Linked DNA regions of Homo sapiens: region 1 is linked to region 2. A link is a loop called in an ENCODE intact Hi-C map of the cell type or tissue named here. Cell type or tissue: heart right ventricle. All regions are shown on one strand. Each heading gives the region's core, and the rest is flanking DNA. Links, peaks and the distances in the headings are about the cores only. Region 1 overlaps PPEF2 (protein phosphatase with EF-hand domain 2). Region 2 holds the start of ART3 (ADP-ribosyltransferase 3 (inactive)).

Region 1 (9,154 bases), core at 816-8,815, 180 kb before region 2:
CCTTGCCTCTACAAAAAAAATTTAAAAATTTAGCCAGCCATGGTGTCACACACCTGTAGTTCCAGCTACTCAAGAGGCTGAGATGGGAGGATCACATAAGCCTGGGATGCAGAGGTTTCAATGAGCAGAGATGATACTACTGCACTCCAGCCTGAACGATAGAGTGAGACCCTGTCTCAAAAAAAAAAAAAAAAAGTCCTTCCCTGGACTATTGAAGCAGGACATGGTTAATCTGGCTTCAGCTTCAGCTCCAGCACAGAAGAGGAAAAAGGAAGGAGAAAGTGACAACAGTCTAGGATGGGCAGGAGGAAAAAGTCATGCTTTCTACTTTTATTCTAAAAGATCAAGATTTGTCAGACTTAGAGAGTACAGAAATTTAGGGACCTGGATTTGCAAGCAGAAGGAAAGGGGAAAGCCAGTGTGGAAAAATCACAGGTATTTATGTTGCATTTAGTGAGCGCAACAGGTGCATCAGACCTGGCAGTGCCTTCCAGCAGCTTCCAGCTGCCAGCATTGGCATCTCCAGACTGAGGACTTATTTCCTGGATCCGGATGGCAGGCCAGAAATGCTATGGAATTAACAACCTCCTGGCTTGGCTCAGTGGTTCACGCTTGTAATGCCAGCACTTTGGGAGGCCGAGGCAGGTGGATCGCTTGAGGCCAGGAGTTCAAGACCAGCCTGGTTAACATGGTGAAAGCCCATCTCTACTAAACATATAAAAAATCAGCCAGGTGTGTTGGTGCACACCTGTAATCCCAGCTACTTGGGTATCTGAGGTTCAATCACTTGAACCCGGGAGGTAGAGGTTGCAGTGAGCCAAGATCATGCCACTGCACTCCAGCCTGGGTCACAGAACGAGACTCTGTCTCAAAAAAAAAAAAGAAAAGAAAAGAAAAGAAAAAGCCTCCTTCCTATACTTCTCTCCCACCTCCCCAGCCGCTTTCAACCAATGACTCCTGGAGTTGACACAGAAAAACTCCAGTTCCCTTTGCCTGCAGGGGGTATAATTCTGAGGCTTGCGTTTTGCACTGTTTCCTAGGCACACTGAGTTGCTGGACTGGCTGCGATTCCTTTCCTGAATCCCTTCCCCACTCCCTCCCACCCCCAGGGTTTCTTGAACTTAATAAATGAATTCCTTGCGTCCAAACTCTTGTCTCCAGGTGTGTGTTCAGGAGAACCTGGCATAAAACCCCAGTCTGCCATTTACTCCTCAGCCCCTTGCTTATTCCCTGGCTGTCACCAGATTCACGGTTTCACTCCCTGTGCATCCCCCACCTCACCGTGTAATCTATGGCCTTGCGACAGGAGGACATGACATGTGGCAGTTCATACTCACTGTCGTTGTGGCTGCTGGGGATGAAGTGATCCATGAGATAGCTGAAGAAGTCATGGAGCTGCAGAAGAACCCAAGGAGACGTGGCTTTAGAGGTGAGCGAAAAGAGAACCCACAAGTAGTCCAGTTGGCCTCACTTTAGGAGCACCCGAGCCCTGCTGCCCAAGGGAGAGCAGGAGGCGGCTCCGTCCCACATCTCATTGTACCTTGACTTGGTCTTGCTGCCCAGCATATTCTATAGACTGGAAGATGCTCCAGGTGCAACGCCGCCTCATCTCCAGGCGGGCCACGTAGCGCCGGTACCATCTCTGGATCAGGGCTGCTGCCTTGAAGGCTATGACACCGATGGAGAAGCAAGCCTGTGAGCTCGGACTCCCTGGGCCAGGGGTTTGGGGGTAGGGAGAGGAAGCTGCTCAGCCCTCTCCCACTGTATATGTGAGGACAAGATGGAGCAGAAGCACTACCCATTGACGCCCATAGGAAGTATTTCCCTTTCTGCTGGCAATAGTGCTTTTCCCCATTTCCTGCCCCTCCCCTTCATTCCTGCCTGATGGTTATACTCATATCACTGTAGGTTGATTAGAATTCCCATGTATTGATGAAAACATTTCTGTATAGGGATGAAAAGGTTGGACTGCCAGGATTCCGAGAAGGAGATGTAAACTCATGAGATTGCAAGGATGCAGCATCCCTGACAGGTTATAATGCGGGGGTGGGGTGGACATTTTGATATTGTGACAATAGACTGGATGTCAGGACACCTGGGATCTAGACCTAGAACTGCCCTGACAAGCTCTGTGGTTTCAGACAAGTCATCTGGGGCCTCAATGTCCTCATCTGGAAAAGGGGCGGGGCCAGATGAAGACTAGGAAAAGCAAACAATAAACGAATACTCAAATGAATGCATCATACGATGTCAGGGGGTAGCAACTGTGTCCCAGCTCCCATGCTTGCCATCCCCAGTTCCATGATATCCCTACAGGCTTTAAGCACCCCCGTCATAAGATAGACAGCACTGACCATGCAGTCCCCCACATGGCCACTGGGCCTCTCATTTTTGCCAGGACCTGTGCTAGGTGACCAGGTAGGGCAGGTTAGGGTGTGGAGTTTCATTCTTTATATAAGGTTTAGGACCTGTGTGGTCAAGTATTGTTGCCAGAGAAGGGAACAGCTGTCCACATAACTAGATTCTTTTTAAGCTCCAAGGCTTAGATACACTGCTGGTGATGAATGGACTATTTGTGGATAAAGCTGGATTAGAAATCCTGCAGGCTGGATTAGAAATCCTGCAGGCTGACTCAGGTCAACCTCATAAAGAGTAGACAGATTGATTTAATATGTTTCGTTTGCATTAGACAGATAATAGAATTCTTGCTGATTTCCCTAAGAGGAAAGATGATGGTGACATGGGAAAAGAGAAGCTGGGAGGAACTTAAACAAAGATAAATTTGATTTCCTATGAAAAAAATTCATACTACTAGTATTTCTCAAAGGCACTCACTAAATAGTAAGCGATGAGGTTGAACCCCACTGACTGACTTCTGTAAAACCATGTTCAGAATAGTGAATGAGGCTGGGCGTGGTGGCTCACACCTATAATCCTAACACTTTGGGAGGCTGAGGCTGGTGGATCACCTGAGGTGAGGAGTTCAAGACCAGCCTGGCCAATATGGTGAAACCTCATCTCTACTAAAAATACAAAAATTAGCTGGGCATGGTGGCAGGCATCTGTAATCCCAGCTACTTGGGAGCCTGAGGTAGGAGAATCATTTGAACCTGGGAGGCAGAGGTTGCAGTGAGCCGAGATCGTACCACTGCACTTTAGCCTGGGCTAGAGACTCTGACACACACACACACACACACACTCACACACAAAAGAGAATAGTGAATGAAAGGTCCAGGGCTGGTGCTACAGATTCTTTAGAGATTCCTGGTAAACATGCAGGTTGCTACACCTCACCCTGGACCTGTAACATCAGAATCTCTACCGCTGGAATCCAGGAAGGAATCTGAAGGTTTAACAAGCTCCATACATAATTCATACTTGTGCTAAAGTTTAAGGACCACTGAAGAAGATCATGGACATCAATGTTGTCTGCTAACACCTTGCCCTGAGCATTCTATGGCCAGTGCTGCCAATGATGAGACATACGTATTACATCCTCAGTCTTGCTTTGGCTACTCAGGCAGCAGAAGTGGGCAACACCTTTCATTCTCCCTCTTTTTTTCTTCCTCCCGGTTGACTATCTGGTAGGGTGTGGTGGGGAGCTGGCTTGCTTTCAATTGAGATGGGCTCTGGGAAGTGCAGGATCTTTTAATATCCTTTATCCCATCATGTATTTTTAATAGCACAATGCAAAAATGTATAGGCCCCTCTTACTTGGGCCATGTGTAAACTAAATTATTAGGGTACAAGTTACAAATACACCTGGGCTGTAAAAACTCTACATATAACAACACTGTGAGAAAATTGTGAACCAAGGCAATGCACAGTAGGGTATGGGAGAATAGGTAAATTATTTAAGAAAGATAGAACAGAGAATTTTTTTGATGGTTACCCTCTTATTTTTATTATCTTTGTCAAGAATATTTATGTCTCTATATACAACACTGATTTAAAGGAAAAAAATGATGCCTCTAGGAAGAAGTACCTTTCTGTAATGGAAGTATAAGCTTGCCAAAAGGTGCAATAAAAACTTAATGAATTATGACATCCCTTTAAGGAAAATAGAGAGCCTAATATCGACTTCCAATAAGAAATGGCATGCTTAAGCAGATGTAGGACTCCCTCACACTCCAACACATTAAGAAAAGCTGCATAAAATAAGCTAAATTTCTTTTTAACCAATAGTTGAAATCAAAAGCATTGAAGGGAGATCTCCGGGTGCCAGAAATGAAGACGGAACCCATAGCCAAAGGCAGTTAGAGGCACTGAAGTCAGGCAGGCCCCAGGGGAATCTCAACCAGACACATGTCTCAGGAGCTGGGGTTTAACACCTGTATGGGGATGAGAGTGAGTTCCTGGGTTCTGTGCATGGCAGGGAGTGGTAACTGGACTGTCTGTGAAAAGGCAGGAGCTGGGGAAGTTTCTGTACCTTGCGTGATCTAATAAATCTCTGCCTACCGGCCCCTGTGGTAGCAGGAGCTGAGCTGACCTAGAACTCAGTGAGATAGAAAGTCTCAGCCTGTGGCGTGTGTGGGTTGAATTCGTGTTATTCACAAGATAAGGAAACCCTGAGCTGAAGCTAATTCCAAAATTGGTCCAAACAAGTGACAAACTGGGAAAAAATATTTGCAATTTATATCACAGTTGATATCCCTACCATATTAGAAATGATTTCACTCGGTCACCCAGGCTGGAGGGCAGTGGCATGATCATAGCTCACTGTAGGCTTGAACTCCTGTGCTCAAGCAATCCTCCCACCTCAGGCTCCTGAGTGTCTAGGACTACAGAGGTGCTCGCCACCACACCCAGCTAATTAATTTTTTTTTTTTTTTTTTTGCTGGGCATGGTGGCTCACTTCTGTAATCCCAGCACTTTGGGAGGCCGAGGCGGGCAGATCACCTGAGGTCAGGAGTTCGAGACCAGCCTGGTCAACATGGTGAAGCCCCGTCTCTACTAAAAATTCAAAAAATTAGCCGGGCATGGTGGCACCCGCCTGTAATCCCAGCTACTTGGGAGGCTGAGGCAGGAGAATCGCTTGAACCCAGGAGGCGGAGGTTGCAGTGAGCCGAGATTGTGCCATTGCAATCCAGCCTGGGCCACAGAGGGAAACTCGGTCTCAAAAACAAAAAAAAATTTTTTAGGTTGGGCACGGTGGCTCACGCCTGTAATCCCAGCACTTTGGGAAGCCGAGGCAGGCGGATCACCTGAAGTGAGAGTTCAAGACAAGCCTGGTCAACATGGTGAAACCCAGTGTCTACAAAAAACACAAAAATTAGCCAGGCGTGGTCGCGGGCGCCTGAAATCCCAGCTACTCGGGAGGCTGAGGCAGGAGAATCGCTTGAACCCAGGAAGAGGAGTTTGCAGTGAGTAGAGATCGTGCCACTGCACTCCAGCCTGGGCGACAGAGCAAGACTCCGCCTCAAAAAAAAAAAATTTTTTTTTTGTAGAGATAGGATCCTTGATCTGTCGTCCAGGCTGGTTTCAAACTCCTGGGCCCAGGTGAGATTCTCTCATCTCAGCCTTCTAAAGTGCTGGGATTACAGGTGTGACCCACAACTCCTGGCCTATTGTTTTAAAAAAAAAATTGTTAGATTGGCCACTAGAGGGAGCTCATGCTTCCTTCTTCCCACCTCATGACCTTTGGACGTGCTCTACCCTCTGCCTGGAATGTGTTTCATCCCCTCTTTGCCCAACCTTATTTCATTCATTTGTACCTGGGTAGTTTGGGATCAACCCCAATGGACAACACTAACTTCCTGAGCGAATGTTAATTCTGTCAAATATACTTCAACTGGACATTTTGGTGGGCATGTCACAAGGAGGAGAAGCTGACCTCTAAGAGCTGGCCTGAGGAGAAATTTAAGGGTTTTTCTGCTTCTACCCTCAGAACCCCCAACCCTCTCCATGCAATATGGGCTTTGTGGTACCCACAGCTGGTTTGGAAAGTGGGAAACACGTACCTCTCTCTGCATTCTGGAAAGCAAAATGATGTTGGGTGGAGGTGCCGCTTCCCATAGTTTAAGCGCAATGCTCCTGCAGGACGCAGCAGATCCAGAGGACAGTGAGCTGTTTGCTGACAAAATGAAGAGAGAATCTGTAATAGGAGATGCAGGCAGAGTATTAAATCGGGTGGGCCAAATTGTCTATGAATCATGTGAGAGTATCCTCTCCACCTCTCCAGTCTAAGTGCACAAGATGTTCCTCCCCTGAGAGTTCCCTCCATTTGTCATTCCCTAGGTCTCCCGTTTTCAACCTTTCCACTGCCTTTTCCTTTCAGTCTAGAAACATACTGAAATCTCTTATTTTGCATTCTCAAAGCAATTCATCCGCCACCTCCTCCTCCCTTGACCTCCTATATTCCTCTAACTGTCACCCAACCTCTCTTGTCTTCTCATCCAGATTTATCTCAAGGGTAGACTACAGTTTTCTCTTTACTTCCTCTCAAAATCACCTTTTTCATCCTCACTATTGATCAAAGCCTTTCCTGATGCCTCTAATGTCTTCATCTTTTCAGTCCTTACCTTGCCAGAACAGCAAGGCCATCTGTCTCCATAGGCCACACCTTTCTTTCTTTCTTTCTTTCTTTTTTGAGACAGAGTCTTTCTCTGTCACCCAGGCTGGAGTAGTGCAGTGGCACAATCTTGGCTCCCTGCGAGCTCCGCCTCCTGGGTTCACGCCATTCTCACCCCCTCAGCCTCCCGGTTAATTTTGTTTTTGCATTTTTAGTAGAGACGGGGTTTCGCTGTGTTAGCCAGGATGGTCTCTATCTCCTGACCTTGTGATCCGCTTGCCTCGGCCTCCCAAAGTGCTGGGATTACAGGCGTGAGCCACTGCGCCTGGCCAGGCCACACCTTTATTTCAATTCTACACCTTGAGCTTCTGTGATACTAAACTCTTATGTTTACTCCCATCTTCCTGACTACTTACTGTCTCTGCTTCTTGAGCTCATTTTCCTCTGTCTGTCCCTTATATGTTGATTTTTATTTGCATTCTAGTCTCAAATATCTGTTGATCTCACGTGGTATATGCTCCCTGGCTGGTTTAATTAACTCTCACATTTTCAGCTATCACTTCCTACCTCTTAGATCTCTGTCTCCATCCCAGATGATCCCTAAACTTCAGCCCCACATATTCAGCTCCCTGCTAAACACTTTGATTGGGGTGTCTCAGACTCCAAACAGAACCCATCTTCCAGGCCATGTGCAGTGGCTCATGTCTGTAATCCCAGCACTTTGGGAGGCCAAGGTGGGCTGATCACTTGAGACCAGCCTGGCCAACATGGTGAAACCTCATCTCTCCTAAAAATACAAAAGAATTAGCTGGGTGTGGTGGTGCACACTTGTAATCCCAGCTACTTGGGAGGCTGAGGCAGGAGAATGGCTTGAACCTGGGAGGCAGAGGTTGCAGTGAGCCAAGATGTGTAACCACTGCACTCCAGCCTGGGCGACAGAGCAAGACTCTGCCTAAAACAACAACAACAACAACAAATCTTCCCCAAAAGCCTCGTCTGCCGAGACCAGCTCAGTCAGGGAGACCCTAACCCAGCGGTGCTAGAGGAATTAAAGACACACACACAGAAATATAGAGGTGCGAAGTGGGAAATCAGGTGTCTCACAGCCTTCAGAGCTGAGAGCCCTGAACAGAGATTTACCCACGTATTTATTACCAGCAAGCCAGTCATTAGCATTGTTTCTGTATATATTCGATTAACTAAAAGTATCCCTTATGGGAAACGAAGGGATGGGCCGAATTAAAGGAATAAGTTGGGCTAGTTAACTGCAGCAGGAGCATGTCCTTAAGGCACAGATCACTCATGCTATTGTTTGTGGCCTAAGAATGCCTTTAAGCGGTTTTCTGCCCTGGGCGGGCCAGATGTTCCCTGCCCTCATTCTGGAAAGCCCACCACCTTCCAGCATGGGCGTTATGGCCATGATGAACATGTCACAGTGCTGCAGAGATTTTGTTTATGGCCAGTTTTGGGGCCAGTTTACGGCCAGATTTTGGGGGGCTTGTTCCCAACATTCGTCTCTCTTCTCTCCTTTCTTCAAACTCTGTGCTTTAACTACCATGACCTCTGTGTTTCTGCTCTTACCTGGAATGTTCTTTCTATCCCACTTCTCTTAAGCTGGCTAACTTTATTCATTGCTAAAGGCTCACTTTAAGTATCACCTTCCTTAAAGAAGCCAGCTTGACCTGCTCCTCCTCTGAGCTCCTGAATATCCTGTTCACATTTCCATCACTGCAATACCATATTACAGTCTTTAATCTTGTATCTCTCTACTATTAGACTGTGAGTTCCTTCAGAGAAAGACTGTAAGCAAATTCATCATTTTATCCCCAGGATTTAGCACAGTGCCTGACATGTAGTAGGGATTCCATAAATATTAACTGAATAAACTTTATGCCTTATTTATTTTTTGCTGACACATAATAATTATACATATTTATGGGATACAATGTGATATTCTGATACATGTATACATTGTGTGATCAAAGCATAGTAATTGGCATATCCATCACCTTAAACATTTATTATTTCTTTGTTATGAGGACATTCAAAATTCTCTCTTCTAGCTATTTGAAATATACAATGCATTATTGTTAGATATAGTCATGGTACTGTACAATGGAGTGCCAGAACTTATTCCTTCTATCTAACTGTAACATTGTACCTGTTAATCAACTTTCCTCATCTCCTGCTTCCTTCTATTTTCCCCAGTCTCTAGTAATCATTACTCTATGCTCAACTTCCATGATCTCAACTTTTTTAGCTCCCACATATGAGTGAGATCACGCAGTATTTGTCTTTCTGTGCCTGGCTTATTTCACTTAACATAATGTCCTCCAGGTTCACCCATATTGTCACACAGAACAGGATTTCATCCTTTTTATGGCTGAATAGTATTCCACTGTACATATATACTACATTTTCTTCATCCATTCATCCACTGATGGGCATACAGGTTGATTCTATGTCTTGGCTATTGTGAATAATGTTACAATAAACATGAGTATGCAATTGTCTCTTCAAAATACTGATTTTGCTTCCTTTGGATATACACCCAAAGTGTAGTGGGATTGCTGGATCATTATGCCATATTTCTTTTTATACAACAAAGATGACACTTTCTCTAGTTCTTCTTCAGGAGGTAAT
Region 2 (9,154 bases), core at 869-8,868:
TAAAAAAATCAATAATCTACTTTCTGTCTGTATAGATCTGTCTACTCTGGACATTTCATGTAAATGTATCAGTACTTAATTCCTTTTTTTTTTTTTTTTTTTTTGAGACACAGTCTGTCTCTATCACCCAGGCTGGAGTGCGGTGGCACTATCTCAGCTCACTGCAACCTTCACCTTCCGGGTTCAAGCGATTTTCCTGCCTCAGACTCCCTAATGGCTGGGATTACAGGCACGCGCCACCACACTTGGCTAATTTTTGTATTTTTAGTAGATACACGGTTTCACCATGTTAGCCAGGCCAGTCTCGAACTCCTGATCTCAAGTGATCCGCCTGCCTTGGCCTCCCAAAGTCCTGGGATTACAGGCATGAGCCACTGCATCCGGCCTTAATTCCTTTTTATTGTGGAATAATATTCCAGTGTGTGGGTATATCACAGTTTGTATATCCATTTACTAGTTGGTGGACATTTGGACTGAAATCTAGACCACTTTTTGACTATTATATTTATAGATATATTTATATTTATATTATATTATAGATAATACTGCTATGAACATTTGTGCACAAGTGATTGTGTGCACATATAACATACCCAAGATGTAGGCCTCAGAGTGGAATTTCTGGATCTTGGGCATATACCCAAGATATATGCCTAGGAGTGGGGAAATTTCTGGATCATGTAGTAACCCTATGTTTAACATTTTGAGGACATTTGTTCCTTTTTATTGCTGAGTGTTATTTCATTTGTTTATCCATTTACCAGTTGATGACATTTGGGTTGTTTCTACCTTTTGACTATTATGAATCAACCTGCTGTGAACATTTGACAGGTGTGAACATACACTTTAATAATTTCTTTTAAGTATAATGAATTCCTGTTCTTTTAAGTATAATGAATTCCTGTAAGTAGAATTACGGGGTCATATGGTAAATATATAAGTTTAACTTTATGAAAACTGCCAAATTGTTTAAAAAATAGCTGTATCATCTTGCATTCCCATCAGTAATGTATGAAAGTTTCAGTAGCTCCATATTCTCATCAACATTTTATGTTGTTAGTCTTTAATTTTAGCCATTCTAGTGGATGTATAGTGGTTTTAATTTGCATTTACCTGATGCTAATAATGTTGAACATCGTTTTCTACTTGTTTGTCATTTATATATCTTCCTTTGTGAAGTGTCAGTTCAGATCTTTTGCCCGTAATCATTCAATAAAATAATCATTTTATCCTTGCTTGAAAAAGCTACAGTCTTTATTCAATCCAATTTAGCTTAGTCTGCATCTACCATGGAACTGAACGTAGCTGGAGAAAAATACAACCATCTTAAGTGATTTCATTTTAAATTCAGGTAGCCCCTTAATGCAGCCCAGCAATCATAAGGCATTCACTCTTCTCCTTTTCTAGATGACTATTTCATTCTTTCTCCAATTTCTTCAAGTCTCTGTCACTTAAACCATCATCTTTTGTTACTACTTTTTTGAGAAAATTGAAGCAAGTAGAAAAGAATTTTTATTGCAACCCACTTCTTTCCAGCATCTGCCAATATACTGTGCCTTTCCTCCTGTTCATATTAGATGAACCTCTCCTGCTCTTATCTAAGGCCACCTCATCTGCTTGTATGCTATGTCTCATCCCCTTTTGCCTACTCAAGAAGATTGACCCAATCATTCTACCCTCTCTTTGCTATATTATTAGTTTTTTCCTCTATCTACTAGATCATATCCAACATGCTGGTTTTTTTCTGTCTTTAAAAATATTTCTGACCAAGCACAGTGGCTCATGCCTATAATCTCAGCACTTTGGAAGGCCAAGGCAGGCGGATCATTTGAGGCCAAGAATTCAAGACCAGCCTGGCCAACATGGTGAAACCCCGTCTCTAGTAAAAATACAAAAATTAGCCAGGCTTGGTAGTGGGCAGCTACTCTGGAATCTGAGGCAGGAGAATCGCTTGAACTGGGGAGGCAGAGGCTGCAGTGAGCCGAGATAGGGAGGCGGAGGCTGCAGTGAGCTGAGATCGTGCCACTGCACTCCAGCCTGTGTGACAGAGCGAGACTCCATCTCAAAAAAAAAAAAAAAATTCTTGGACTCTCTTCTTTACCTTTTCCCTGGTCCCACCATCAAGCTATACTGCCTCATTCCTTTTATGTCCTTTATAGAAAAACTCCTTGAAAGAGTTGAAGATATTAACCATCTCCAATGTCTCCAATTCCTCTTTTCATTCTTTCTTAGGCCATTCTAACCAGGCTTTCATCTCCACTCTTCTATCAGACCTGCTCTTAAACAAAACTTTCAATATCCTCCACATTGCTAAATCCAATGGTCAGTTCTCAGTCCTCATCTTACTTGACCTATCAGAAGCTTTTAACACATTTGATCTTTCCTTTCTTTTGTAAGTATTTTCTTCACTTGAGTTCCAGGATACTTTTTCCACACACGGTCTTCTCCATGTCAATCAATGACAACTCCATCCTTCCAGCTATTCAAGCTAAAAATCTTGGAACTATTCTTTACTCCCCTCTTTTTCTTGCAGCCCACATCTAGTTTGTCAGTACATCCTATTGCCTCAATCTTCAAATTATATCCTGCATTTAAGTCTAAACATTTTTTTTTGTTTTTGTTTTTGTTTTTGAGACAGGGTCTTACTCTGTTGACCAGGCTGGGGTGCAGTGGCACCATCATAGCTCACTGTAATCTGCAACTCCTGGGCTCAAGAGATCTTCCTGTCTTAGCCTCCCAAGTAGCTAGGACTACCGACATGTGCCACTGCACCTGGCTAATTTTTAAAATTTTTTTGTAGAGACAAGGTCTCCCTGTGTTGCCCAGGCTAGGACTCCTGGCTTCAAGCCATCCTCCTGCCCTGGCTTCCAAATCTCTGAGATTACAAACACTTTAACTGTATAATAAATTGATATCTTTATAGATCATTTCCATTTACTTTTTTGTGAGTTATTACATTTTTGAAAATACAGTAGACTTTTAGAACCCACAAATGCTTTTCCTTATCGTATCAGGAAATACTGTGTCTAATCTACAAAAGTCGGATTTTTAACAGGCTCAAATAAAAATGGCCTGTTTCTAACAACCAAAGAAACAACAAAGCAACAACATAAACATACACTCAGACATCCACTTCATACCACCTCAGCAACAGCAACAACACACATACACACACATCTACTTCTCATTACGTTTAATGCTGCCTTCCTGATTCAAGCCACCATAATCTCTGCTTGCATTATTATAATAACCTGTCATTTAGTCTTCTTACATTCACCCTACAGACCATTCTCAGCATAACAGCCAGAGTGATCCTCTTAAAAAATAAATCAGATCATGTTATACCTCTTTTTAAAACCTGTGATTTGCTCCTTTTCTCTTAGAGTGAAAGCCAGTGTTCTTACAGTGGCCTGCAGAGATTGACATGGTCTTCCCACCACCCCCTTACATCTCTGACCTTATCTTGTACTACTCTAATGTTCCAACCATATTGGCCTGCTTACTATTCCTCAAACAAAAGTAGGCATATTCTTGTCTCAGGGCTTTAGTACGTGCTGTTCACTGTGTTTGACTGCCACAGTCTTCATGGCTGATCTCTTTCAAGTCTTTGCTCAAATACCACCTTTCAGTGAGTCTTCCCTAACAATCCAATTTAAATTGCAAACACTCCATGCGCTCCTAGTCTCCTTTGTGCTACTTATAAACAAAAGCCAAAACCATAGCACTCACTACATTCTAACATACTTGCATAATTTACGTACTTATTTTAGTTATTTGACTGCCTTCCCTCACAAGAATATAAACTTCACAAAGGCAAGATATTTATCCATTTCGTTCACTGGTATATCTCTAGTACCTAAAACAGTTCCTAGCACATTTTAAGGACTCAAATATTTGTTCAATGAATGAATGAAAGAAATTTGGTTAAAAACTGGAACAAAACAGGAATGGAGGCCAGCGACAGGAGAACTTCTCTACCTCATTTCCTGTAGGCCTACATGCTTGGAACTTAAAAGCAGGTTGTTGTGAGCCTAAGGCCTGAAGACATGCAAACTTTCTTTTTTCTTTCTAACCAAACTCCTGCTTTTTAAAAAATCATATTATTTCTGGGAGTGAGTCTGTGCTGTGTATTTAATCTTGGATTGCCAAGCCAGTGAGGTGGGAAAAGGTTGGAACATATCTCTATTCTAAAGAGTAGAGTTGGATTTTGTAAATATAGGTGTATTTCATGATAATTTAAAATGTTTTCTTGAAGTAATATATGTGTGTACAAAAAAAACACATATCATAAGTATATAGCTCACTGAATTTTCACAAACTGAATTTGTCAATGTAATTGGCATCCATAGCAAAAAGCAGAACCCAGCTAACATCTCAGATGCTCCTCTGTGCCCTTTCCAGTTACTAGCTACTACCCAGGGTGACCACTATTCTGACTTCTCATGCCTTGGAAGTGTTTTGCCTAATTTTGTTCTTGATATAAATTAAATCATACAGTATAAACATGCTTGTATCTCTTTTTTTACTCAAAATTTTGTTTGTGAGATTTATCCACATTGTTATATATGGTCAGAGTTTGTTCGTTTTCATTGCTATATAAAATTTCACTTACAGTCTAACCATTCTACTGTTGATGGATATTTGGTTTCCAGTTTGGGGGTTATTATGAATAGTGCTACTATCAACATTCTATTAATGTATTTTGGTGTATGTATGCGTGAATTTCTTTGGACATTTTTGTGTTTTTTAAATCCACAGTCAGTGAACCCTAAGTGTTCCTCAGCATTGCAGTCAGTATATTTACCATGTATGCGTTACTCAAATGACAGCTGTAGTTGCAGGCATTACCAAATCCTTCCCTCCTTAATGTTATCACTGGACTTTGTCTATACTTGGGATTCTTAACATGTTGTATTTTGGTTAAGTATGCGTATTCATGTTTTTTATTAGATTTTGAGTGCTTTTTAGTACTTTGTTTTACTTGCTTATGTATCCCGACTCCTGACGAGGTACCTGAAATATAGTAAGCTAGTTGAGCGAATGGTGATAGCTGTCACCATTGCCAGTGATTAACAGAGCAAGTTTCCCTAGTTATGTGAATCACTTAGCCTAGAGTAAAATCCATGCTTTAGTTTGATATCTCAGTGTCAAAGGATTAGGAATGGGAAGTCATTTCTCTCTGAGAGAAGCCCAGAACTGTGGGCTCAGAACTGAATGTGCTGTGTGGCTAAAGGGAATTGCTATGGCTTTACAAGCCTCTTGGAGATTTAAAGTGTTAACAGCAGTGATTCCAAGGCATAGTGTGGGGGGGCCAGATATAAATAGCAGAACACAAGTAGCGTAGTGTGCCACTGCCAAGCTACTGCTGGGGGTGTTTATAAAAAGAAAAGCATTCCTGTCTCAGCTCTCACTGTCAACAACATCCCATCCTGAAGACTTGCTTACCACAACTGAGAGTGGGGAGTCAGTTTGAGGCCTAGCATCACTTAAACTTCCTCCAAAGGCACAAAAGCCAGGTAAACCTTTTGACTTATTTACACTCAGACTAAAGAAATGAACAATTTTTAGGAAAATCCTGATCAAAGCTTGCTTAAAACATATTGCCTTGTGACAGATATCTATCATCTTATATTCAAATCTTTTTTGGAAAGAGAAGTTTAACACAAAGTAGCATGTTGGTACTATATTTTAGTATTTTTAGTAAAAACAAAACAAAACTGCTTCTGAAGAAATATGGGAAACTGAGGCCAAAATGATCTATAAAAGGGAAGACTTCTCCCTTCCCCTGTGCTGTTCATTCTCATTTTTAGAATCCAGAATATGGTGATTGGTAGGGTAAAATAGAAGCTTCATTTGAGTTACATTATCATAAATACTGGGATGAATATTAGGCATTCGGCCAATAGTTGTATAATCTTAGAATTGCTGCCTACCCAGTTCCTTCTTATTCTTGTTCCCGCCTTCAGAAAGTTATGTAAGACACTTATTTTACCCTCGGGCTTCTCTTGATTGTATTTGGGGGAAGGGGGCCATCTCTGACAATCCACTGCTTTGTACCACTACTGACCTCATCATCTCCTCTGTCCCACTCAAAAGGGCATGACAATGTGCAAAGAGGATAGAAGAATGGATAATGTGCATGGACATATTCCTGGGGAATTCTTAGAAACTGGGAGCTAGGGGACCAATTTGAGACTGCTGTTTTTTAGTCTGATTGTGTTATTTCCTGTGCACGCTGAGGGGAGATTTAGAGATGGGAAGAAAATATGACTCCCAGTGACTGTGGTGGGAGAGATGACATGTCTGGAGGAGTATGGAAATGCACAGATTTAATCTTGAGCAAATCACTGAAATTCTAAGGTGTTTTTGTTTCCTCGTCTGTAGAATGAGAGCATTAGACCACTAGATAAAGCCTAATGGCTCTTGTAGCCCGTTAGGAATTTATTGATAATCACTTCCTGACCATCATGCTATCCACTCACATTCTAAATGAAAAAATACGCAGTGTCATCCTATTCTACTTCCCTACACCTCTTTTTTGAGTCTACTGAATTGAAATTTCTTTATTTTAATTTAGAAGAGAAAAATGAAGACGGGACATTTTGAAATAGTCACCATGCTGCTGGCAACCATGATTCTAGTGGACATTTTCCAGGTAATGTTGGGAATGGGAAGCATGTGGTCATTGGAATGGAAATTCGTTTTTTTTTTTTTTTGAGACGGAGTCTCTCTCTGTCGCCCAGACTGCTGGAGTGCAGTGGCTCGATTTCGGCTCACTGCAAGCTCCGCCTCCCAGGTTCATGCCATTTTCCTGCCTCAGCCTCCCCAGTAGCTAGGACTACAGGCGCCTGCCACCACGCCTGGCTAATTTTTTGTATTTTTGGTAGAGACGGGTTTTCACCATGTTAGCCAGGATGGTCTCGATCTCCTGACCTCATGATCCGCCCACCTCGACCTCCCAAAGTGCTGGGATTACAGGCGTGAGCCACCGCGCTTGGCCTGGAATGGAAATTCTTGATATAACATTACCTGAGGCATCTGTGTGGCTTGATGGTGGAAATGAAAGTAGGTAGGATAGGTAAATTAATTATAAGTAGCTCTTTTCATTTTAAATATGTGACAGATTAACTGTAAAAAGTTGAAAAAATTAAAATTAAGCAAAAAGAGGAAAGTAAAGATTATTCATAATTCCTCCACTCAGAGGGAATGATTCCCAACCTGTTGGTGTATACAGGCTTCTTGGCTTTTTTCTATGTGTATACTGTTTTTAATTTACAAAAATGGGTTCACACTGTACATAGAATTTTTTCTTTGCATTTTAAGTTAATACTATGCTGCATGTCACGCATGTCATCAGATATTCTGAATATATGTTTTTCTCCAAATAAGATAATGCTGCATTGTTTGATTACATGTTTTTTAATTAATGACCATTTTCCCACATTTTTTTTCTGGCAGAACTTTTATGATTTTATTTGCAATTGACTCTTTAAGCATCCTGTAACATATTTTTATGTAAAATATAATATTTCACTTGATTTTTTTTCCCCACGTTGTTAGCTGCCACATTACTTGTGGGTATTTGTGCACCATTTTAGATGCCTTTTTAAAAATATCTTAAATTCTTAAACTGTTATCCTTTTTTGAATTTAATATTCTAATCCATTTTCTATAGAATCATTGTGTATCCTGTTTCCTGTGTCGCAGTATGTTTTTTATTGAAATATAATTTACATACCATAAAAATTCACCATTTTTAGCTGTATACTTCAGTGGTTTCAGTATATTCATTATGTTCTGCAACCATCACCACTATCTGATTGCAAAACATTTCCGTCAACCCAAAAAGAAACCCTGTACTTATTAGCAGTCAGCCCCAATTTTCTCCATCCCCCATTCCCTGGCAACCACTGTCTACTTTCTGTGTCTATGGTTTTGCCTATTCTGGATATTTCGCCTAAATGGAATCATACAATATGTGACCTTTTGTGTCTGGCTTCTTTCACTTAGCATAATGTTCTCAGGAGTCCTATCAGTACTTCATTCTTTCTTATAGCCGAGTAATATTCTATTTTATGGCCGTACCGCATCTTGTTTATCCATTTATCAGCTGATGGACATTTGGGCTGTTTCCACTTTATGGCTATTACGAATAGTGGTGTTGTGAACATTTATGTACAAGTTTTTATGTGAACATGTGTTTTATTTTTCTTTTTAAAAAATTTTCTAATCATATAGTCTTGACATATTGAGATACTACAAACACTATTTGGTTATTTGGTAGCATTACAGAGTAAAGTTTACTTATATATAGGAAATATATATGTAAGAATGAATTTGGGGGTTATGATTTATGATTCATAGCAAAATTACCTATTGTTGTGAACATGTTTCACTTCTCTTGGGTGTACACCTAGTAGTGGAATTGCTGGGTTGTACGGTAATTTTATGTTAACTTTTTTAGGAACTGCCAAACTTTTTCACACTAGCTGCATGGTATTACAATCCCACCAGCAGTATATTAGGATTCTAATATCTCTGCATCCTTGTGTTACATGTTACTTGGTTTTTCATCATTTATAGCCATCGTAGAGGATATGAAGTGGTATTTCATTGTGGTTTTGATTTGGTTTTCAATATACTCTTGCAACATAATTTAAGTGTATTTGTTCTGTAATTGTTTCATGATTTGCTTAGCCAGTTTCTCTCCTTGACCTTTAGGTCATTTCCATATTTTTGTAAGAAATTTTTGGTAATTGAATTTCATTAGTATGGGCTTTTTTTCTCGGTGGTTATATCAGAGAAATATAATCAGCTTGTTCACCTAGCCTTTTGTACCTGTTTTTTAGTATCTGTTCAGTTGTCCCTGAATAGTGGTGGCATTTATGAACTTTGTCACTGCTCAAGGCACGCACCATACAAAATACACAATCAGCTATGGTGTCTGGCCAGAAAGACTTGATGTCTAAAATTAGACATTTGGAGACTGGTTAGAGGCATAGGGAAAAGACAGGAACATAGTAGATCAACTCTGATATAATGTAAGGAATGTGGGAGGTGTTTTCAGGGTCTGGTGTCTTATACGGTGTTGAAGTCTTGAAGATAAATCAGGCATTGGCACCCAAGCTGCACTCTGGTACATTCTGTGCTGTGG

Evidence for each region. A loop is a pair of places that touch in the nucleus more often than their neighbours do. Peaks named below come from ENCODE experiments on the same cell type or tissue, not always from the same donor. Only the 100,000 strongest peaks of a DNase experiment are listed, where the experiment ranks them.
Region 1: it touches region 2 in a loop (2.3-fold over the local background); 25 of 110 quality-filtered maps call a loop at or near these places.

What each region holds. Positions count from the first base shown.
Region 1 is chr4:75,890,311-75,899,464 of GRCh38, forward strand. It overlaps PPEF2 (protein phosphatase with EF-hand domain 2), which reads right to left. Exons shown (of 17, transcript NM_006239.3): 2 at 5,961-6,073; 3 at 1,541-1,668; 4 at 1,338-1,395. The coding sequence starts at 6,015. Among named protein-coding and RNA genes, the nearest start is that of PPEF2, 7.6 kb to the right of the region's middle. In heart right ventricle, for the core only: a CTCF peak has its summit at 5,613 (motif pointing right); no DNase peak of the experiment used is centred there; H3K27me3 peaks cover 984 bases.
Region 2 is chr4:76,069,304-76,078,457 of GRCh38, forward strand. ART3 (ADP-ribosyltransferase 3 (inactive)) reads left to right here and starts at 5,406. Exons shown (of 12, transcript NM_001130016.3): 1 at 5,406-5,516; 2 at 6,578-6,655. The coding sequence starts at 6,587. In heart right ventricle, for the core only: no CTCF peak of the experiment used is centred there; a DNase peak (open chromatin) is centred at 5,308; H3K4me3 peaks cover 2,727 bases; H3K27ac peaks cover 3,139 bases.